3 separate regions of the Homo sapiens genome follow, and regions 2 and 3 are each linked to region 1. The links are chromatin loops, found by intact Hi-C in ENCODE. Cell type or tissue: Caco-2. All regions are shown on one strand.

The links. Peaks named below come from ENCODE experiments on the same cell type or tissue, not always from the same donor. Only the 100,000 strongest peaks of a DNase experiment are listed, where the experiment ranks them.
Region 2: it touches region 1 in a loop (6-fold over the local background); 2 of 110 quality-filtered maps call a loop at or near these places.
Region 3: a loop joins it to region 1, with 3 times the contacts of the local background. A loop is called at or near these places in 2 of 110 quality-filtered maps.

What each region holds. Positions count from the first base shown.
Region 1 is chr13:50,331,367-50,339,366 of GRCh38, forward strand. All of the region lies in intron 2 of DLEU1 (deleted in lymphocytic leukemia 1), which reads left to right. Among named protein-coding and RNA genes, the nearest start is that of DLEU1-AS1, 190 kb to the right of the region's middle. In Caco-2, no CTCF peak of the experiment used is centred here; DNase peaks (open chromatin) are centred at 3,223, 3,725 and 4,165.
Region 2 is chr13:50,241,589-50,249,588 of GRCh38, forward strand. All of the region lies in intron 2 of DLEU1 (deleted in lymphocytic leukemia 1), which reads left to right. Among named protein-coding and RNA genes, the nearest start is that of DLEU2, 120 kb to the left of the region's middle. RefSeq lists enhancers at 2,629-3,828, 7,467-7,982. In Caco-2, no CTCF peak of the experiment used is centred here; a DNase peak (open chromatin) is centred at 3,583.
Region 3 is chr13:50,382,905-50,390,904 of GRCh38, forward strand. It overlaps DLEU1 (deleted in lymphocytic leukemia 1), which reads left to right. Exons shown (of 7, transcript NR_109974.1): 3 at 7,294-7,387. Among named protein-coding and RNA genes, the nearest start is that of DLEU1-AS1, 140 kb to the right of the region's middle. In Caco-2, no CTCF peak of the experiment used is centred here; a DNase peak (open chromatin) is centred at 4,337.

The DNA.
Region 1 (8,000 bases):
TTCCCACCTATGAGTGAGAATATGCGGTGTTTGGTTTTTTGTTCTTGTGATAGTTTACTGAGAATGATGATTTCCAATTTCATTCATGTCCCTACAAAGGACATGAACTCATCATTTTTTATGGCTGCATAGTATTCCATGGTGTATATGTGCCACATTTTCTTAATCCAGTCTATCATTGTTGGACATTTGGGTTGGTTCCAAGTCTTTGCTATTGTGAATAGTGCCGCAATAAACATACGTGTGCATGTGTCTTTATAGCAGCATGATTTATAGTCCTTTGGGTATATGCCCAGTAATGGGATGGCTGGGTCAAATGGTATTTCTAGTTCTAGATCCCTGAGGAATCGCCACACTGACTTCCACAAAGGTTGAACTAGTTTACAGTCCCACCAACAGTGTAAAAGTGTTCCTATTTCTCCACATCCTCTCCAGCACCTGTTGTTTCCTGACTTTTTAATGATTGCCATTCTAACTGGTGTGAGATGGTATCTCACTGTGGTTTTGATTTGCATTTCTCTGATGGCCAGTGATGGTGAGCATTTTTTCATGTGTCTTTTGGCTGCATAAATGTCTTCTTTTGAGAAGTGTCTGTTCACGTCCTTTGCCCACTTTTTGATGGGGTTTTTGTTTTTTTCTTGTAAATTTGTTTGAGTTCATTGTAGATTCTGGATATTAGCCCTTTGTCAGATGAGTAGGTTGTGAAAATTTTCTCCCATTTTGTAGGTTGCCTGTTCACTCTGATGGTAGTTTCTTTTGCTGTGCAGAAGCTCTTTAGTTTAATTAGATCCCATTTGTCGATTGTTTATGACAATTTTCTTAGGCTAGATTTTGAGAAGAAAAATAACAGGGTCAAAGGGAGTGAAATTTTAAGGCTTGTGATATGTATTGCAAAATTGCTTTCCAAATAGGTAATATAAATCTAGCTCCCATTAGCAAAGTACGAGAGTGATTATTTTATTGGTTACCCTGTCATTGCTGAATATGATTATTGTTAATTAGATGGTTGAAAAATATTATCTTCTTTTTATTTCTATTCTGGTCTACTAGTGGAATTAAATTCTTTTTTTTTTTTCTTTGAGACAGTCTCTCTCTGTCACCAGGCTGGAGTGCAGTGGCGCAATCTCGGCTTACTGCAACCTCCGCTGCCCAGATTCAAGCGATTCTCCTACCTCAGCCTCCTGAGTAGCTAATTAAATTCTTTTTTATACAGTTATTAGTAATTAGTACTTTTTTAATGAATCTCAGTTTATGTTCTTTGCTCGTTTCTTTATTATGGTTTTTAGTACTTGTTTCATAAAAACTTTTTATTTATTAAGGATGCCAATAATTTGTCATATGCAAAGTTTTCCGAGTTATTTAACAGAAGTTTCTAATTTGTATGTAATTAGATCTACTTGTCTTTTCTTTTTGATTTCTAGCTTTTATATGCTCAGAAAGTCCCTATCCTATTAATCAGATATTTTGTCTATGTGTTTGAAAGCTAGATGAATTTTTAATATGGTGCCCATAAGATACTTCAGCAACCTGGTGCAGTGCCTAATAAATACGGCACTTGGGGACATGATGTGTGGTTACTAGAAGTTTGCCTAATAGTTAGATCTCAATAGTCATTGGTCACTGGGATGAATATTCATTAAACCATGTTTTGAAAGAGGAATAAATATTACCCAGTCAAACAAAAGGGAGAAGAATCTTCCAGATAAGGGACCCATGACATGAAAGGGTACAGAGGGAAGAAACCAAAACCATGATGTGCAAGGAATGCCTGCAGCAGGAGCTCAGCATACATGGTAGGGAAGGTGTTAGTTAGGCATGGCCAGATCATGCAATTTTCAGGCCATGATGAGAAACTTAATTTTACATAATAAAAAATGAGAAATCATTACAGGGGTTTAAGTAAGAAAGTGATGTGGGCCATATTGACATTGGGAAATTTAGGTACATTACTTCAGTTTACTAAAAATAGTGGAGAAGAGAATTGGAGTAGATGAGATTTGAGTCCTGGCAATCCATTAGGGAAAAAAGCAAGTTACACTTAGCAGCATTTAACAAGTGTGGGCTGGGCATGATGGCTTACATCTGTAATCCCAGCACTTTGGGAGGCCAAGGCAGGAAGATTGCTTGACACCAGGAGTTTGAGACCAGCCTGGGCACCATAGTGAGACCCCTTCTCTACAAAAAATACAAAAAATTAGTTGGGTGCCTATAGTTCCAGCTACTTGGTAGGTTGAGGCAAGAGGATCACTTGAACCTAAGAGGTCGAGACTGCTGTGAGCTATGGTCATGCCACTTTATTCCAGCCTGGGTGAGAAAGTGAGACCCTGTCTCAAAAAAAAAAAAAAATGTGGAAGGTAGTATCATTTGAGCTAGAGAGGAATACATTCAGGAGATATTTAGATGGTAGAATTTTTCCACTTCCCCTTGATCCTCAAAGGAGGGCCAGGCTCATGCCTGTAATCCCAGCCCTTTGGGAGGCCGAGGTGGGTGGATCACCTGAGGTCAGGAGATTGAGACCAGCCTAGCCAACATGGTGAAACCCCATCTCTACCAAAAATACAAAAATTAGCTGGGTGTAGTGGGGGGCACCTGTAATCCCAGCTACTCAGGAGGCTGAGGCAGCAGAATCTCTTGAACCCGGGAGGTGGAGGTTGCAATGAGCCAAAATCATGCCATTGCACACCAGCCTGGGCGACAGAGTAAGACTCTGTCTCAACAAAACAAAACAAAACAAAACAAAACAAAACAAAACAAAACAAAACAAAAAACAAAGGACACAGCATAGCATAGAGAAAAAAAGATCTGGATTGGAAATCTGAAGCCTGGCTCCACCACCAGCACCATGATCTTTACTAGTTACCTCCCCTCTGAGGGCCTCTACTTCCTTATTTGTATAAGGACTTTCTGAACTAGATGATCTTTCAAGTGTCTGGCAGTTTTAACACTTCTGTGTTCTTGTAGTTTTAGACACCAGCTTAGTGTTTCGAAACTGTAAAATAGCCTGAGAAATCTTGTGAAAATAGGAACTTGCACTTTTCTAGGATTTTTGTTTCCTGTTTTTATAAAATTTGAGCTAGTGAGGACTAGATATCAGGATGAGCCCCTGCCTGCCTCTTGGCCAGCTTTGTAGAGGGGTTTCTGATGCCCAGAGGAGAGGCAGTTTGAGTAAGGGCAGCCGACAGCAAGCATGGAGCTCGCACACAGCTCTCTCGCCTTCCAGGCGTGGCTCAGTGGCACCATCCTTGTGGCCTCCTGTCTTGTGACCATGAGCAGACACGCTCGAATATGATGGCCATGTAGCCAACTAACTACAGCTGTTGGAAGCTCAAACCCGTGGTTCAAATCCATTGGCAATTTTGGTAAAATCTAGGGTTTGGCTCATTCAGTCTAACAATGCTCACCCGACTGTGTGGCCAGTAATTTACCAAAAACAGTATAGCTTGTTGCCATTTTCATCTTTAGTGGAGGCAGAAAAATGGAAGGATATAGAAAGAGAAATGTCTCGCCTTTCAGAAGCTCCTTGCTCTTTGGTATTTAGTTTGCTATTTTCTGTCATTTTTGTCTTGAGTCATTAGAGTTGGGTTTCTATTCTGCTGTCTGCCTTGCAATGTTATCTAAGGAATCTATAAGCAGCTTAACCCTGTCAACGGAAGATTGTACTAAAACAGCCTGTTCAGGAAGCCCTGGAATTCCACGCTTCAAGCCATTAGCTGTGTCTTGCTTACATGAAGCTTATCACGCCACCCTCAGAAAATTTCCATCTTATCATGGGCGGCATTGTAAATAATGGAAAAAACTGTCTGAAACTGTTTGAATGTTTTCTTAGATTATTTGGAAATTTCCAGCTTTGTGCACTAGACAGAAGACCTTTGACCTCTGGGATGACAGCATAAAGGCGAGGTATGCCTTCTCTTACTTAGCCAGGGAGGGCCCATAATGACTGTGCAGACACTTTCTATTATTTTTGTCATGAAGTCTCTGAATTTAGTCACCGAGCCTATGGGAAACAAATTCGCTTTAGGAAAAAAAGCTTAGCAAGAAGAATTCATTCCTCAAGTGTAACACCTTTTTTTTTTTGAGATGGAGTTTCGCTCTTATTGTCCAGGCTGGAGGGCTGGAGTGCAAATGGAATGACCTTTGCTCACTGCATCCTTGCCTCCCAGGTTCAAGCAATTCTCCTTCCTCAGCCTGTGGAGTAGCTGGGATTACAGGCACCCACCACCACGCCCAGCTAATTTTTTGGTATTTTTAGCAGAGATGGGGTTTTACCATGTTGGCTAGGCTGGTCTCAAACTCCTGACCTCAAGTGATCCGCCTGCCTTGGCCTCCCAAAGTGCTGGGATTACAGGTGTGAGCCACCGCGCCCAGCAAGTGTAACACTTTTAAAGGTCTTTTATTTATCTGCCTATAATCTTAAGAGTGAGTTTTTAATTAAATTTTGTCACTGAAAATTTATTATTCCTTTAGGAAGCAATTTTGTGGGGGGTGCTTAGGTTAATATGTAATTATATACTTAAAATTCTTCTAGGTTCATTTAAAGATAAAGTAATATATCAGTTATTACAAGATGCCAAAGGCTAAAACATGCAATTTTCTCAGTCCAGCTCACTTTTTGTTTCCAAAGCCCTTTGCGTGCATTAACAATCTTTACACATTATGAAGTCACTGTCGCCATTTAGCCCACCTTTGCATCATGGGCTAAAATGGATGCAAAGGGTTGGTTAACTCAAAGCCATGTACTTTATTCCACCTAAATTTTGTTCATTCTGTTATTCAACCTGAAATATCCTTTCCCCTCAATTTCTGCCCGTGAAAATTGTATTTGTCTCTTAAGATTCAGATCAAATATTACCTTTCCTTACCTCCTAGGGTAGATTTCTAAAGAAAAGGATCTGTGAACATTTAGGAAAGCAAGCAGTGGTCACCAGGAATTTGTGTGGATTGCTGATAAAGAAGTCATTCTGCACTAACTTCATCTCTTCTTTGGCATTATGGCTCATCTGATAAATAAATGCAATAGACATATCTTTGGATTTCAGTAAGTCTTTGATAGAGTCTCTCTTGATAGGCTTTTGGTCTATCAATAGTACAATTAGGGGGATTAGTAACTGGTTAAATGGCTAAAGCCACAAATGACTGAATAATGGCTTTTGGCCTGTGAAATATTTCCCGTGAAATGCTGGCATGCATTTGTCCTTGGCCTTGTCTTAGAGAAAAAAATTATTAATGATGAATCAGTCAGAATAGATGTAGATAATGTTGTAGTATTGAAGACCCCCCACCCCATCCCCACTGCCAATTTAGTGGTTTAAAACAATAAATATTGATTTCTCTCACACTACTTGTTCATCTTGAGATGATGGGGGCTGGATGGGTGGGGTCTTTGCTTTGGGTTATTATTGCAGTCATTATTTGGAACATCGTTGGCTGCCAAGGCCATGTGAAAAGAGATGGTGAGGAAGCCCATATGGATGCACAACCATACACACCTCAAGTGAATGGGTGTGCAAGGCGGCAGTGTGCCTGCAAGGAGAGAAATGCCATGTTTGTGAAAAGCCCTAATGACCACCACACCCATTGGGATGGAAACAAGGTGTTGGTGGATGACACAAAATTAGGTGTATAGTGAATAGGATTTTCCCTCAGAGGACCTGATAGGAGGTTCTGAACTTTTTCAGTAATTATTTAGATGACTCTGGGCAGATCACTTAACTTTCTTCAGTCTTGGTTTCCTTACCTATAGAATAAGACCATCAGTGATATTAATGTGTCTGGGTGATGGTGAGGTGCTGTCTGGCTGGTACTGGTGTCTCTGAGCTTGGAGTCAGGTTTCTCTATTGGTGCTTTATTCTTAGATGTATAAAAGTTGTTAATTGTAAAATTTTTATTATGACTGGTACCATTATCAATTTTTAAAAATTGGCTTTTTAAAGTTGAATGTAATTTGTTTTGAATTGTATATTACATTTGTCTGATATATTTTTGCCAAACTTAAAAAACAATGTGTCAAATCTCTTATAGATAGCTCATTGTTTTTTATTCAGTCTGAAAGCCTTTTTCTTTTTTAGTACAGCCATTTGATTCATTTATATTTATTCCCAGCACTTTAAATTAATTTTTCTTTCAGGCATCTTAACTTACACTTTCGTGTCTATATTTCCCTTTTATTCTGATTTGTGCTGTATATACTACTTGCTTTGCATTTGCCTCTCTGTAAACATCCTGATTTTCAATCTACAAATATATACCTTAAATAAAGAAAACCCTAACTCATAAAGCTCATCTTTTTTGAAATATAAAAATCAAGAATAAAAATAAGCATTTATGACTCCAAATTTTGAACGCTGAGCTATGTGGGACTTTAAAAGTTTAATGTGTGATTATAAATGCCACATTTAATTTTTTAAAGTGGTCAATATGTATCTCTTTATAAAATATTTTTCTTTTTTTCTGTTAAGATTTGCAGTGATTATTCAGACCTATTAAGCTGGTGCAAAAGTAATTGCGTTTTTTTGCTATTACTTTTAATGGCAAAAACCATGATTACTTTTGCACCAACTTAATATATCTGTAATTTAACAGGTTTTAATGCTTCCTGATAATCCTTTTTAGTTACAACTTCTCTCTTCTTGAGTTCTTTTTTGTTTTATTTTGTTCTTGTTTTTTGGGACAAGGTCTCACTCTGTCATCCAGGCCGGAGCACAGTGGCGTGATCACAGCTTGCTGCAGCCTTGACATCCTTGGTTCAAGTGATCCTCCCACCTCACCCTCCCCAGGAACCATGCCTGGCCAAGTTTTTATGTTTTTTGTAAAGACTGGGTTTCATCGTTTTCCCCAGGCTGGTCTCGAACTTCTGGGCCCAAGTGATCCACCAGCCTCGGCCTCCCAAAGTGCTGAGATTACAGTCATAAGCCAATGCACTTGGCCTCTTCTTGGGTTCTTAATTGCATTTCATTTCTGTGTACTAGGGACTGTGTACTGCAGGAACTTTATTCAGAAAGATATTAGGAGATTTTCTGAGCCTCTGCATCTGAGGATGCCTTTCTGCTGTCTTTCTACAAGAAGATCAATGACTCTATATGAATTCTTGGGTCATACTTTTTTTCACTTAAATTCCGGAAATGCTGCTCCATTGCTTTAGTGTCTAGTGCCTTGTATGAAGTTGGCATGCTTTGCCAAGCTTATTTAAAATTAGAGTTGCCGAGGATAAGTCTAAAGTTGACTTTTGATCCTTTGTAGGAAAAGCAGCCACCTCCCATTCTCTAGGCCTAACCAGTCTCTGGGGCCCCTGGCATTTGTCCTGCCCCAGGTGCTGCTGTGACGACCAGCTTTGTGTGGCCTCCAGTGGACTTCATATGGACATAGCCGACCATGCCTTGCCTTGTCAGTCCCACATCCCTCACCTTCGGACCTGGGCTTCCCTGTTGATACAGAGGCACTGGATATCTTGAGACTTGCTCACCATGACGTATGTGCACCCAGAAATGCATGGAAGTTTACATCACCAGGGGCACATTTTTGGCCAACACGAGGTGGGGAGGTAGTGGGTAAAATGTTTTCCCTTCCTTCTCAGGACAGAATTGCCATGGCTCAAAAGGCCCCGTGAAATTTTGAGAAATCTGTTATGCTTGATACTAAGGATACCTTGGATATTTGCTCTTCCTTGCTCTCTTCCTTTCTCCCAACTTCTGTTTCCCTGGGGTTGTTTTACACCCACCAAAACAATAGCACCTAAACCTTTGCCTCAGGCTTTGTCTTTACAGAAACCCAGGCTAAAACAACAGGTAACAAAAACAGGTGGTTTTTGCTTGAATACTTCTAGAATTTTTTCTTTGTTTTTGGAATTTAGAAAATTTACTAAAACAAACTAGATATAAACTTCAAAACTGCTGCCTGGATCATTGTGAGAACTCTCTACATCCAGACTTGGATTAAAAAAAAAAAATCAGGATAGTTTTTTCTAGTATTTTATCTATTCGTACTGTTTTATTGTTTATTTT
Region 2 (8,000 bases), 90 kb before region 1:
AGAATGTTAGCACTATACTTGGGGTCCATTTTAAACAGTGAAATCAGCAAAAAAAGCACAAAAATGCAAAAAACGTAGCACAGCAAAAAGGACACTTGTTTATACTACAAGAGCTGAAACAAGAACACAGTGTGTTGCTTTGTTTGACCTCAGCTAGGAATGTGTGCATTGGGTGACTCAAATTTTATGCGGCTCTGCGCATGTCTGCAAATGTCCACGAAAGTGCTGTATTGATTTGGGGGTTATAAAAAAATTTTAGTGAGCAAGGGAATTCACAAATACAGAATCCATAAATAATGAGAATCAACTGTATCTCCATTAAGTTAGCATGATATGTCATTATATTTAATAAAACAAAACATGCAATTTACTATATGTATGTTATAAAATATATGTAGCCATGTAAAATCGTGGTTCTTAATTCCATATCTTTGAGCCAGGATATCTGAGATGATAAAATTAGATTTCTAGATGAGCTATAAAAATTTAAAATATATAATCTCAGGCTTTACATCTTTAGGCTGTAGATGTTTATCTACTTCTGTATACTTTATATACATATGATATCATATATTTTACCACATGTATAAGTGTACAATCTTAAATCTTCCTTTATTGCAGTGGAAAAAGTTGAACTGAGACAATTTTCAGTGATTATCTGAAATATCATGTTTATATTTAAAGAATATATTAAAATCTAAACACTATAAATCTGACCTAAAATATTTTTTATTTCCTCCTTCACCTTGGTGAAGAGTTGTGAGCAGAAGGTATATATTATTATTATCACACCATAAAAACTATTTCCAAATTTACGTCTCCAATCTCTTCAAAGGACAGAAAACTTTCACATTTAAAATACTATGAAGATAAAGTGCCTTAGCTTTAAGCAAAAAATTAACCATTCCAAGGGCAGTGATCATATGGAATACATTATTAGGAGCTTTCCCAGAGAAACAAAAGAGAATTTAGTCAAAATTTTGGTTCAGCAAAACAAGGGATAGGAAAATGAAGGTTTCAGAATAGGAAGGCACACTGAACTCTGCAGCTGGAGTTTCCTCAGATGTATTTCTGTTTCCCTAGTCTCGAGAGCTGGGCTTTTGCAACTCACTGTTATAGGGTGATTATATCATTGTCACTTCATCTTCCATGGGTGCAGCAGGATGGTGGAATTTTGGGGGTGGCATGTTTTCAGTGCATTGTGGTCATGAGAAGAGTCCCTCTTTAGAAACTACTGATGCTTGATGCAGTGGTAGAAAAAACTATCCAGGAAGATAAACTAGGGCGATATATAATCTTTTCCCGCTAGCCATCCAAAATTTTCCTAAATATTACATAGACAAGGAAAATAAAGCATTAAAAGTCCATCTAGATACTAAGGAGGAGTAGGGAAAGACATTACAAAACACAAAATAACTACAGTCATGTGCCAAATAATGACATTTGGGTCAACAACAGACCTCATATACAACACTGGTCCCATGAGATTATAATGGAGCTGAAAAATTCCTATCACCTAGTGATGTCGTAGCTATCATGATATTGTAGGGCAATATATTACTCACGTGTTTGTGGTGATGCTGGTGTAAACAAACCTACCATGCTACCAGTCATATAAAAGCACCTATAATTATGTACAGTACATAATACTTACTAATGCTAATAAATGACTGTTACTGGTTTACGTATTTACTATACTATTTATCGTTATGTTAGAGTGTACTCCTTCTACTTATATTTTAAAAAGTTAATTGTAAAACAGCTTCAGGCAGGTCCTTCAGGAAGTATCCAGAAGAAGGTGTTGTTATCATAGGAGATGACGGCTCACACATGTTACTGCCCCTGAAGACTTCCTTTGGGATAAGATATGGATGTGGAAGACAATGATATTGATAATCCTGACTCTGTGTAGGCCAAGGCTAATGTGTGCTTTTGTGTTCTGGTTTTTAACAAAAATGTTTACATTAAAAAAATTAAAAAACAGAAAAAAGCATATAGAATAAGGATATAAAGGACGAATGTTTTGTACAACTGTACAATGTGTTTGTGTTTTAAACCAAATATTTTTATAAAAGTCAAAAAGGCTAAAAAATGAAAGTTACAAAGAAAAAAGTTACAGTAAGGTAAAGTCAATTTATTATTAAAGAAAGAAAAATCTTTTTTATAAATCTAGGGTTGCCTAAGTGTAGGTGTTTCTAAAGTCTACAGTAGTGAACAATCATTACTAGGCCGTCACATTCACTCCCCACTCACTCACCGACTCACCCAGAGCAAATTCTGGTCCTGCAAGCTCCATTCATGGTAAGTGCCCTATACAGGTGCACCATTTTTCATCTTTTATACTGTGTTTTTACTATCAGCGATACATCTCTCATCCCCCAGTGTGTGGTCAGGCTCACTGAGCAGATTCCACTGAAAATAGTCTTCGTTTTGCACACTTAAAAATTCTTTCCAAACAAGTGTTTCTTTTTAACATTCCCAAAGCAGATTGACTTTTTGAGTTTTGTATTGCTTCCAACTCTCTCAATGTCAGAGGCCTCAAATTAATTCCAACATCCCCTTGCTGTTTTCCCTTAAGAAGCTGTGATGGTGTTGCATTCACTTTGGATTCAGTCCATTTGTGTTTATTGGAAGGCCCCTTGAATCAGCATTTCCACTGCTCTCCCACATTTGTCATGGTCCTAGAAATGCTTATGATTAGGATGGGGATCTTGATAGTAGTCTCCATCACCTTTACTTCATCCCATGGTTATGAACAGTTGTATCCAGTTAAAATAAGAAAGAAGTCATGTGGAAAAAAGGGGGACAATTGAATATTATTAGAGCCTCAAGGAAGGAAGGAAGGCCACAGGGTGAAAACCATTGCATATTAAGTAGCTAAGCCTAATAGAAGCCAAAGGAAACAGCAGCAAACTGTTACAGAAAATTCTTTTGAACTGCCCTCCGCCCACTCTCTCCCCGCTGCTGTTGGTGACACGTGGACAGAAATCCCCCTGCACGTAGACACACATATGCCTGCCTTGACTTCTGATTGACCTTATCCCTTGAACATCAGGCTTAGGCCACTTTCATGGATTCTCATGTGAACGTTCATGCCTAATGCCTGACTGCATGCCCTCCGCACCAGCCACTAATAAGAAGAAGGAGGCTTCCCCTGGCCACCCAAGATGAGGCAGTGCCCACCTTCCCTCTTGTCACATTCTATTACATCATCACATTTTATTTCTCTGCCTAGGACTTACCACTGTCTCGTGTATTCATTAGTTGACTTGTTTATTATCTGTCTTCCCCAACCAGAATGTAATTCTGCGGAGAGGCTCTGTCTGGTTTAGTGTAATCTCCAAGGCCTAGCACTGTCCTTGGCATGGAGTAGCCCCCAGGAAATATTCGTTGACTGACTGACTATGAAATGGTGGAAGAGGAACTTTGCTCCATGAGTTGTGAGTGTATGCACAGCACAGGTGTTCAGAGTGATTTTCCCTCCCCCACGTTCACTACAAAAAGTACCCTCAGTTACAGGCCCAGGGGTAATGGCATCACCGCATTGTTGACTCAACTTGTAACTGACTTCTAGCTCTGTTTCTGACTTAGTTTTGGCCTTTGGGACAGGTCAGGAGGGTGCAGCAAAAACAAATACACCAGATGACTAGAAGCTGGGATCTTGGGTTGCAGGCTTGGTTTCAGCTCTGACTCACTGTGTAAACCATGGGTGACTCACTTAACCTCTCTAATTCTGCTTCTTCATCCATCAAATATAGAGGTTAGATAGATGACACTTCAGATCCCTTGTAATTCTTCCATTCTATAATGTTCCCCTTTACCTTTCTTTAAGTGTGAGCACAGCCTAGTCTCTTCATGCAGGAGTAAACGTACTTACAAAATGTCCTGCAACACTTAGGGAAATGCCACCACAAACATTCCGAGAGCAGCATTGCTGTGAACTGCACCACTCTCCTTTTGTTCCATTGAAGATTTCAGAACACATGCTTCTTTGCTCTGCACTTTAGGAATCTTTGTACTTGAAGTGGATTATCCTTTATTTTTATATAGCATTTAATCTGAGGATATCAAGATTTATTTGCAACCTGCCATTGAGTACTATTGTTTTTTAAAAAATGAAAGGATGACTTGCTGAAATTATAAGAATCACTCATACTGTAGTTGTAGCTGTGTAGCTGTTGATGCTACACATTGGAAATTCAGTTACAAAATAGTGATTGATTGATTGATTGATTGATTGAGATGGGGTCTCGCTCTGTCACCTAGGCTGGAGTGCAATGGCACAATCTTGGCTCACTGCAACCTCCGCCTCCCAGGTTGAAACAATTCTCCCACCTCAGCCTCTTGGGTAGCTGGGACTAAAGGCGTGCGCCACCATGCGGGGCTAATTTTTGTATTTTTTAGTAGAAACGGGGTTTCACCTTGTTGGCCAGACTGCTCTCGAACTCCTGACCTCAAGTGATCTGCCTGTCTCGGCCTCCCAAAGTGCTGGGATTACAGGTGTGAACCATCACGCCCAGCCAAATATTTATTTTTTAAATTAATACATGCACAGCAGAATTCCATGATAAACACCTGCTTATTACATGAATTAAGTCTATCACTTGCCAAAATGTCTGAGCCCCACAAATGACTGGGTCTACTGAGTATGCTTCCCGACACTTTTATTTTTATTTATTTATTTATTTTTTGAGATGGAGTCTCCTTCTGTTACCCAGGCTGGAGTGCAGTGGTGCAATCTCACTGCAACCTCCACCTCCTGGGTTCAAGTGATTCTCCAGCCTCAGCCTCCCGAGTAACTGGGCTTACAGGCGGGTGCCACTACGCGGGGATAATTTTTGTATTTTTTGTAGAGACAGGGTTCCGCCATATTGCTTGGGCTGGTCTTGAACTCCTGGGCCCAAGCGATCCGCCCACCTCAGCCTCCCAAAGTGCTGGGATTACAGGCGTGAGCCACTGCCCCCGGCGCCAACACTCATTTGCTCTTCAACCAACTGAGATTTGACTCTTTCTCTTTAGTTTGCTGAATCTTCTGTTGCTTTATAATGGCTGTTGCCATCTAAAATCCAAACTTACGGTCGTGTGTTAATTTCTATCTTATTTGATAGATTCACAGCAGGTTTTTGTGCCTTCTTACTAGGTCCCACTTGGCATTCATGCTGGGTTACACATCTATGTTCTGTACACTCTTTTCTGTGTACCTGGGATGTGTTCTCAATCTCATCTGCCTGGCAAACCCATTTTTGAAGATACTACTCAAACATTTCATCCTCTTTGAAGCCTTTCTGACCCACTCTTCCTGTGCTGGGAACAACTGGCTTCTCTTTTCTGAACTAATGTTATGCCAATAAACACCAGAGTAAGGGAATTTATTCCATATTCCATTATTTCTTTTTGCATGTCTGTATCACCTACTGAGAATTCATTGTGGATAATGATTTTCTTTTTAATTTTTATATTCTTAGGCATTGCCTAGTGCTCTCAATAAGTATTTGTTGAATAAATAAATGAATGAATTACTGAAAATACAGTGACTTAATTTCTGGCCCCAACACTTACGTTTTAGAAAGGTTTTGATCTCTGCCTGTGAAATGCTCTTTGAAATGGCTTTCTGAGTAGTAATGGGATTGGAAGAGTTCGGAGAATTCCATGTATCCTATGGTGATGTCTGGAGTGAAACATGGTATGAATCAAATTGCATTTTAGTTTAAATTAACTCATCCAATTAAGAGAAGTTAATTAGATTAACCTGCCAGCAAGGGATTAGAACTGGTATTATGATGACTAGTTTCTTCCTCATAATAATGAATGTGAAATTTCACTAATGGAGTGAAATTTGTGCAGCCACCCATGGATTGATTGAATTGGCAAAAATTCAAATAAGTTAAAAAAATATGGCTCTCATTGCTTTTGACTAATTTATAATTTTTAATTGAAAAAATGATTTATTATCAGTGTTAAAGAAGACTTAAAGAAATAAATAAATCACTGATAAATCTGTCATCCTAAGCAGCAGATGTTTTTGAGTTAAATATAACTTTTGCATACATGTATATTTTTATATAGTTGTATCATGGTATGTTTTTCATTTTTCTATAGGCTTCCCATATGTGATCATCTATAATGAATGTATAGCAATATTTACCAAAATATATTCTACAGAATGCTATTTTCTTGAGATTTAATTGACATTACTTGGGGATAATAAAACATCACTGAAGTCAAATAAGTTTGGGAAATTATAAAAGTAAACAAATTTCTTCACTGTAGTATTTCTGAAAGCCTATAATATTGTAAAATGCTTTTTTAAAAGATGAGGATTTGACACATATTCTCCAAATTAATATTTACGTGAAATGTTTTCTTTTTACACTATGAAAAACTGTCACACTAAAAACTGTTTAGAACATACTTTGGGAATCAGTGATGGGTAGAATTCTGTGGTGCTGCAATAACCTAATTTACTACCCCATTCCTCTACTGTTGGACAAGGATGTTCAAACCCAAGTTTCTTAACGTGGTCGACACATCCATGTAGGGTCTGGTCCCTCTTGGCCTCATCTCCCACCCTCTTCCCCCTTGCTCACTGTGCTCTTAACACCTTGGTTTCCTTCAGTTTCTGGAACTCACTAACCTCTGCCCCCATGTCAGGCAGGGCTTTTGCACATGCTAATTTGCCTCTTATAGATAATAGTACTTTTTTTTTTTTGAGATGGAGTCTCACTCTGTTACCCAGACTGGAGTGCAGTGGCATGATCTCGGCTCTACAACCTCCGCCTCCCAGGTTCAGGTGATTCTCCTGCCTCAGCCTCCCAAGTAGCTGGGACTACAGGCATGCACCACTACACTCAGCTAATTTTTGTAGTTTTAGTAGAGATGGGGTTTCACCATGTTGGTTGGCCAGGATGGTCTCTATCTCTTGACCTCGTGATCCACCCACCTCAGACTCCCAAAGTGCTGGGATTATAGGCATGAGCCACCATGCCCACTCTGATAAATAGTACATTTATCATGTTTCCTTTTATCGAATTATTTCCCAACTTACTACCCATTTTCAGGAGACATAATTAGTAACATAAAGAAATCTAGTACTATTGGTTTCATTTTGAACCAGCACTGTGCTGCATGGCATTTTCCTGTCTTTCCAGTAACAGCCAATCACAGCTCACTATTATGGATGTCAGCCTCAACAAAACCAAAAGAGCAAGGCACATAATCGATCACAATGCCAAGACCAGTGACTTTCAGATCAGTTATTCTATTCTCTCTGTGGATGAGATCCATTGAGGGTCGGCCAGATGTCTTTTTTCAGGGGTTTTTCAGAATATATGTTTCATGTTGTTACACATCATTGCTCACAAGGATTTTGCTCAGTGTGACAAGGAAGTGGCAGTTTGCTTGCTCCTTCCACACTCTTGAAGGCCTATGGTGCTCTAAAGGAAGTGAAGGGTGACTGTTGACCTAGTTAGAGCAGCCTCCCAAGAATGCAAAATGAGACCTGGGGGACACACATCCTACTCTGTATTTTGCAGCTCATCAGTAATTTTATTAGGAAAGAAGATGAAAGTATAGAAGGAATAATTATCAAAAAGTATAAGTGACCCCAAATCATAGAGTAAGGTTTTTGGTCTAACCCATTGATTTTACAGATGAGGAATGGCAGATCCAGGGCTGAGACCACAACACAACTTCAGGAGGAGGCATTCGCATAGACAATGGGATGAATGGGGCCCCCTGGAGTTGTTCAGTGGGTTAGCCCTGTTCAGAGAAGTTAAGAGACTTGTCCAAGGTCACTTTGTAGGTTTAGCCTGCTGTTCTTTTGTGTTTGATGATAGAATAGGCATGAACTAGAGAATTACAATTTGGACTGGCTACAGTGATAGTCTAAAATTAGTGTAAAGCCAAAAGTATAAACTCAGTTTAAGTTTTGAAATGAATTGACTCAATCAAGGTGGGGGACATATTGGCTTGACAGCATTTAAATTAAAAAAGTCTCAGTG
Region 3 (8,000 bases), 52 kb after region 1:
AAACTTGGGGAAAGCCTCAAAAAGTTGAATGTCTTAGATCTCCACATTCTATTTTTTTTTTTTTCCAAGAGAATGCTTACTTAGTTGCGGGAAGCAGCCTCTAGGTGTGCAGGAGTGCAGATGCATGTCTTCCTTCTCTTCTAGTGGCTGGGACTCTTCCTGGGCTGGCATGGCAGCAACTGTGGGTGGGTGGTGCAGAATTTGTGCTGGTGTGGGAGGCCCTCATAAGTGACCCAGCCTCTGTCATTTCCGAGATGTTCATGTGGTGATGTGTCCTTTGCTCTAAAACAGTTGCTGTCATTTGTGATAGGTACACAGAAGTGTATGGACACAGGTGCAAATTCCCAGACCCTTACCTGTCACCAGGAGGCTGGTGGACTTTTCCAGGGTATTTGCCCCCTTTTCGTCTCCTGAATGACAATGTTGTGAATTGCGTGGGGGTTCAATGGAAGTGTTTTACTGACTGGGGATTTTTATTCTTGCTCATTATAATATTATCTTCTCTTTATTTCCTCATAAATACTTTAGGTTTCCTGTTGTAACTTTTGCTTTTCAATATCCATTTTATCTGGTGGTGATGATGATGATGACAATCATAGAAAACAGTTACATAGCCATCAGAATGTACCAGGCACTGCTCTAAACACTCACCTTATGTTAATACATGTAGGCCTATTATTATCCCCCTTTTATAAATATACATGTTCTTAGACCTTTTCCTTTTATTAAATTAGATTTTCATTCTTATGTTATCCAGTTTTATACCCAAAGTTTTAGTTCCTTTTAAATTTATCATTCTGAAATTTTTATTGCTAAAAATTATTTCTAAGATAAGTTGTATTGTCCAATATTTTCAATTCTTTTTCTTATTTTTGTATTCTACTTGCTTAATTACATTTAATAATTATTTTCTTTAATGCTGCCTTAGGGTTAACATTTTTCATTTTTTTAATCCACTTTTAAAAAGTTCTTTTTTTCCTATATATAGGGGATATAGAAAAAGTTACACAATAGCATAGGGACACATTCTCTCCAAAGAGAGGCAATGGTATGGGGGGAGCAAAAGATAGGGTGAGACCATCCTAGAGTAAAAGGGAACAAGAATTAACCACAAGCAACTTCGGAACCTGAATTAGATGCTGGTACAAAAACAAAACAAAACAAAACAAAACACAGCAAGCAAAGATATTCTTAGGACAATTGTGGAGATTTGAATATGAACTGGAATAATGGTTCACTTTCTTAGGTGTGGTAATGGTATCAGGGTTATGTAGGAGAATATCCTTATCCTTAGGCCATTCATGAGAGAGATGGAGAAAGTAAATGAGGTAAAATATTAACGATTATTGAATTGAAAGATATATAGGCATTGATTTCACTATTCAACTTTTTTGTTGGTTTGAACATTTTCATGGTAAAAGTTAGAAAATACAAAAAAAAACACAAAAACAAAACAATTTTTATCTTTATTATCTGTTTTTCAATTTTTGGTCTTAACTTGAGTATTATTTATATTATTATCTGTTTTTCTGTATTTTTGTCATAACTTTTTAGTTCCTATTTTATATTTTTATTGTTTACTGCTTTATAAAATTTATGCGTTTACTATTTTATAAAACCAGGTAATGCCTCTGGTCCTGGATGCTGGCTGGGGAAAGGAACAGCCTGTATATATTGGCCAAGATGATGAGATTGAAGTTGCAGAGCTTGTGTTCTCTCTGGTCACCTGCCTAGCCCCCTTATCAGATACCTCACACCTTCACTGTTGGTTCCCAAAAAAACTCATATTAACATTAAACTCATAGTCCTCTCATAAATTACGTGATAATCTAAAATGGAGAGATTTGCCCTTTTCCATCTTGCCATTGAAATTCTCATGAAAACAACAACAATAACAGAAATACCAAGTGCAATGGCAGGAGATCTGCAGGAGAAATTTCTAATGGCCCAGGACAGGTGTGGCTCTGAGGCAGGAAGACAACAGGAGATCCCCTCTCTCCACCCCTGCTGCAGAGAGGGGAATGGGGCTTAGTGGTTACCCCTAGGCCTAGATATGGTTTGTCAAAAAGAACACAAAGCCACAAGCAGAACATAGTGCAATTTCCTAAAGTGTGAGTAGACTTGAGGGAAGTTACTTTTATATTAAAATAAACATGGGTATATTTTGGAATAGCCTGCAAAAGGGAGATGCCAAAGGAATTTTATGCTTATTGAAGGCTGTTTTGAGACATCCTCTAAGACTCCCAGGAGTATAAATGGAAGAGTTTGTGAATCTCTGTATTATGATTAATTATGGGTTGGTTTGGCTAAAGAAGGTTTTGTAGGGGGAATGTTTTTGTGGGCCAATATTGATTATATATTTATATATATATATAGAGAGAGAGAGAGTATAGACAACTTTTTCTTCTTTGAATAGTAACCTACTGACCATTTGTACGTTGAAGTCCTATCCCCCAATACCTCAAAATGTGACTATATTTAGAGATAGGGCCTTTAAAAAGGTAATGAAGGGAAAAGGGGGTCATATGGGTGGGCCCTAATCCAATATGACTGAAGTCCTTACAGGAAGAGGAGATTAGGACACAGATATGCATGCATAAAGGAAAGACCATGTGAAGACATGCAGAGAAGTCAATCATCTGTAAGTCAAGGACACAGGCTCAGAGGAAACCAACCCTGCCAGTCAACACCTTGATCTTGGACTTCCAGCCTCCAGAATTGCAAGAAAATACATTTCTGTTGTTTAAGTCACCCAGTTGTGATACTTTGTTAAGGGCAGCCCCAACAAACTGATATACTGCTAGAATGGTGCTTATCAATTTTGTTATTCTGTTAATTTGTTTCATTTACTTTCCAACACAGTTTTCTCCTTTCTCACTCACTGATATCCTGACGTTTGACTTCCTGATCAGAAATGGAAGTGATGGGGTTGGACAGCAGGTGTTGGAAACTCAAATGCCTTAGGGACCATGCATGTGGATGTGCAAATCCAGGATGTAGAATAAAGACGTGTGGTGGTTGCTGTCACAATGAAGGGTGCATTCCCACTTAAAGACATTCAGATTCCAATGCTTTAAAGCCCTGTGCCAGCCCAAATGAATAAATAAGTCCTTACCTGGACTGTCTGGCAATTGCAATCCCTGCTCCAGTACAGCCTGGGCCTCATCCCCATGTTCCCTTGATTTATTACAAGAGGTCCATAAACACAGGTGCCAACCAAACCTTGTCTGTAGACTCTGTAATGCCACTCATATACTCACCTCTTAGTAAATTAAATTGCAAACTCACTTGTTAAATTCAAATTAATTTCCGAACCTTTTTTATTGGATACTTTCTTAATCATGATGATATATGGGGTTTATCCAGATTTTTTAAAAAATTCACTTTTTGAATTATAAAAGTCATGCATACGTATATGTTTATTGTGAAAAGATACATTTCTTTTCCTCCTGTGGATCTTCCCCTCAGAATTCCAGTTCTAATTCTACTCCTTGTGTGAACCCCTGAACATGCACCCATGCCCATTCATTTTTCTGGGCCCCTCACAGCAGCTCTAGCACCTCCACCTAAAAGGATTGAAAGGGAAGATGAGACCCCATTGCAGAATATTTGAAGTGGTTACTCATCAGCCCTGTATATACATATTAAAATTCTCTGAGTTGTTACAGCAGCTGTTGCAACTGAAAATAATTCAGCAAACAGGATCATTTTCTGTGTAGTTTATGGGCTCGGGAACAGTCCAGAAGCTTTGGAATTTGAGTTACTGTCAGCCCGCTGCTCAGCCAATCTCCACATGTCACAGGCTGGTAATTTGATCTACAGCTCCCTTGAAGTGAGTTTGTACTGAACACAGAAAGCTCTTTTTTCCCCCTTTTTGCCAAACGCTAAATAGCCTTTTATGTGTGTCTTTTTTCCCCTTACACAATCACGATTTGATTCAACAAAAATATTACACACCTTCTTCCTGAGGATTTTGTGTCCTTTTCTTGGACTCGCAGCTACACATTTTGGGCAGCAAGTTCCCTTGTTCCCTCGGCAGCTGCCTGCGCGCAGTCCTCCGGAGAGCCTAGGCCTGGGAGAGACCGCCTTGGATTTAGCTGGGCCTAAGAAAACACAGGCACAGCAGTGAGAAAAATATTATCTTCCAATTCCCCTTCCTTTCAAGACTCAGGAAATCTGCTTCTTTTCAGTGCTCTTATCACTGCTGTGAAGTTTTGATTTTTCCAATCTCCAGTGGTGGTTTAAAAGGAGCTTAGAGCAGAAGCTGAAAGGGCCTCCTGTATTTAGAGAGCAGAAGCCCCACCTGCTGTCTCTGGGGCACCTCCCAGTGGCCAGGGCCAGGGGGTGTGTCTGATGATGGAGACAGTTGGAGCCACTTCAGCACTGGCGCCGAGTTTATTTCATCTGCTGATATTTAGATTGTGGTGGGGAGGGCAGAATGCCTGATGATGCCGTCAGTTCACCACCATGCAACAGGTAGCCTGCTTTCCAGCTACTTTGCATGATATCCAGACTTTCTGGCATCAAGGCTTGGTGGCTCACAGGGCTTGAGGCAACACTACTCTGTAGCTTCCATTTTTTTTAGTGATTCCCTCACCGGTGGTGGATCTACCTAAGATCACAGTGGCCACGGTGGTATGCTATTTTGGGTTACTGAAAACTGAAACCTGTTTTTCGCTGAAGACAGTTTGCCTAACAGTTTAATAACCTTTATACTTAGAATATCAGGAGTCCTGTCTGTCTGATCAGCCAGTGGTACCATTAAGGAAAAATGAAAGATTGGTTTTCAGAGTCACTGAAGTTCTGGTGATATTTTAAATAAAAATTGAATACTTGGACATCTAAACTTATTTGATTGAAGCCTTGGGATGCCTAAAGTCATTGTGGTTGAGATTATATCTGTTTATGGCTGACAAAAATTATCATAAGTGTATAGAGTCTTATGTTGGGGACCTTGCTGTCCATCTCGAGACCATCTGCAGAAAATCCCAACAGCTGCAGTTTACTTCTCATTTTTCAGAATAGAGATTGATTATGAAGGAGGCACAAAACAAACCAATAAACAAAAAACCCAAATATTTGATTATGGCATTAACTTTATGGTCATTTCTAGAGGAGTGTGTGAGAGACATTAACTAGGTTCTGATTCTTGGAATAGATTAGACATTGGCCTTGCACCCAGCTCCACGGAATGATGTCCCCAGAAGGCCTTGCTTGTGCCTGGACACTGATGTCTGAGGAGTACGCTTCCCTGAGCTTTCCATGGGTCAATCTTAGAGGGCAGGGCTCCATGATCCTGGCCTTGACTGAAGGGGGAAGGATAGATTGGAGGTTTTTCCAAAGACTCACTGGAATTTGGAGATAAAATATTTAATAGGTTGAAAGCCTTTACAAGGGAGAACTCTGGTCTCCCTGTGAACGATGACCAAATATGGTAAAAATGTTCCCATTTCTGGTGGATCAATCAGTCCTTAAATATTTCTAGAATAACTTCCATGGTTAAAATCTGGATCCAGATTTTCTAATGAGCAATTTGCAGAAAGAACCCACCTGCATCAAATGGCAAAGTCAGAACCACGTGCAAGAGTGAACTGCACAGCCCTTGCTTAGCAACATGCCGCTTGTAGCCCACTGGGGGTGGAGTGCCCTCCAATCCAGACTCTACACTAAGAAATTAGGTAATTCAATGGCAATAGTAATTTTAGCTGCAGTTTAAGGAACGTTTACAGCTTTGAAACAGGAAATGGAAAACAATAAGTAAGAAACTATAAAATAAATTGAGCACATAGCTTTCTGTTACATTTTATACCCAGTGGTATGGAAAGTTTACTTAAGGAAATGACAAGGCTTATTTAGAGGACCAGCAACTTCTGGAGTCTTTTATTGAAATGGAAATGGGAGCAATGTTGGATACTCTTAAGGCTATTTCTTTGTAAATTCCCAATTGGGAAGCTTTAATATGTGTCCAGAAGGATTTAAAGACATTTTTCTTTTAATATTTACATGCCATATTATAATAAGATGAATCTTTGCTGTGAATTTGAATCTGAATATTAATGTTGGCTGTATTTTATTGAGTGATTATAGTGAGCCAGGCTCTGTATTAAGCACTTAAAATGACTGAGCTTATTTAATTTATTTAACATTATGATGTAGGTATTATTATTATCTCCATTTTACAGATGAGAAAACTGAAGATAAGAAAAATTCTGCAGCTTGCCTAGAATATGGCTGCTAGCAAATGTTGTAAAGGAACTCAGATCTGCCCATTCCCAGAGCCTGAGGTCTTAATCTATTCTGCTGACTTAAATTCTGTATCATGAGTTTCACAACCTGAAGCTTGGGAACTCCTGTGGAGCCCTGGAGTGATGTTTAAGGAATACTTCAGTGAGCTGTACACACTACAACTCCCATATTGCATTTTAGTTTTTAAAAATAGTTTCTTTAAAATAAATGCAAGAGGGGTCTCTGAACAATATGCTCAGGTCTCCAAACTGGCTGAATTTACCACGGACTATTTTTCTAGCATTTGGATTTTAACAGAAGCAGAGCAAAGTTGGGATGACCACACCCTTCCTGGGCTTCAAGGACTTTAAAAATGTCCTGGCTGCCCCAGAAGTTGGAGAGCTCTACATTTCAGCGTTGGTGGTGTGTGTTGTCTGAATGAAATGGGTTAGGGGTAGTGGGGAGATAAGAGGATTTATAGCCTAAAGAAGGTCAGGGAATCCCAGTGGCCCACCTGCTTTAGAGTCTCAATTTTCTCAACTTTAAATGGAAATGATATCATTACCTATGTAATCTGAGTGTTGTTAAATGCATTAAATTAGGCAATACATGTGAATAAAGCTTATGAGTTATTATTTTGGAGGTATTTAATGTGTTCTCCCCTCCTTGACAGTGGGCTGATATTTTACCATCCTGTTTCTAAGGCCCTGTTAAAGTTGTTTTTCTGAGCGTGCTCTATCCATCAGGATCCTGGCAGGAAACAGATGGTGCGCTCATGCTGGGAAGAGTTTAATAAAGGAACTGTTTACAAAAGTGTGCGCAGGATTTAGGAAAAGCAACAAGGGATGTTGCAGCGCCCCAGTAGAGGGCCATTACCAACACTAAGCCAGAAGGGTGGAAGGAAAGGAGTGTTTACCAGCACCTAGAGAGGTTTTTGAGAGGGCTGCCTGATAGTTAATGTGGCCTTTGGTGGAGGAATGCAATCAAGTCACAGAAACCTACCAGGGAGAGATCTTGGGGGAAAAATATCCTGACCTCACTTTCCTCCCTCCCTTTAATCTCCTGCAGGTATTCTCCACTGGTTGAATGCAAATGGAAGCCAGAGGAAAAGGGAACCCTTGACACAGTTTTCATATAGATTGGCCTCCAGGGCAGACAGCAGGTGAGAGTGGAGAGTGGGGCTGGGGGACAAAGAGCAGGTATGGAGCACAGCATGTGGCTCTCCACATGTTTACCAGTAACCTTCATCACTCTTGCCAGACTGGACCGAGAATCAACTCAGCCCATAATTATGCTGTCGTGGTGCCTCTACCTCCTTTTCTGTGTTTTCTCAATTTCCAGAAACTTATTCTCCACTTCCAAGCTGTCTTGTGTTCTTTTGCTCCTCTAAGTCTTCTTATTGTGGAAAAATGAACACAAAAAGTTAACTCACACACTTAAATGTCTTATGCCTAATTGTTACTTTAAAATGTGCATACTTATTTTCACTTCTGGGATGGCTAAATTGCTACCAGACTGACCACAGATAAACAATACAAAGAACAACTATCTGAAGGTGAGTAACTGTAAGCAGATTATGGGGATTAGTTGGCACATGTGTGAAAGGATAAGACAAGGTGTGTCTTCCCCTATTTATGGTTTTTAGCTTAAGAGCAGGCCTTAGACAATGCCCATAGTCTTTCTGGCCTGACGAACTAGAAGAAAAAGTTGAGAGCAGCCAGAGCCAGAAGAAAGTGAGAGGAAACCTCTAAAAGAAGAGTGCCAGAGAGGGGAGC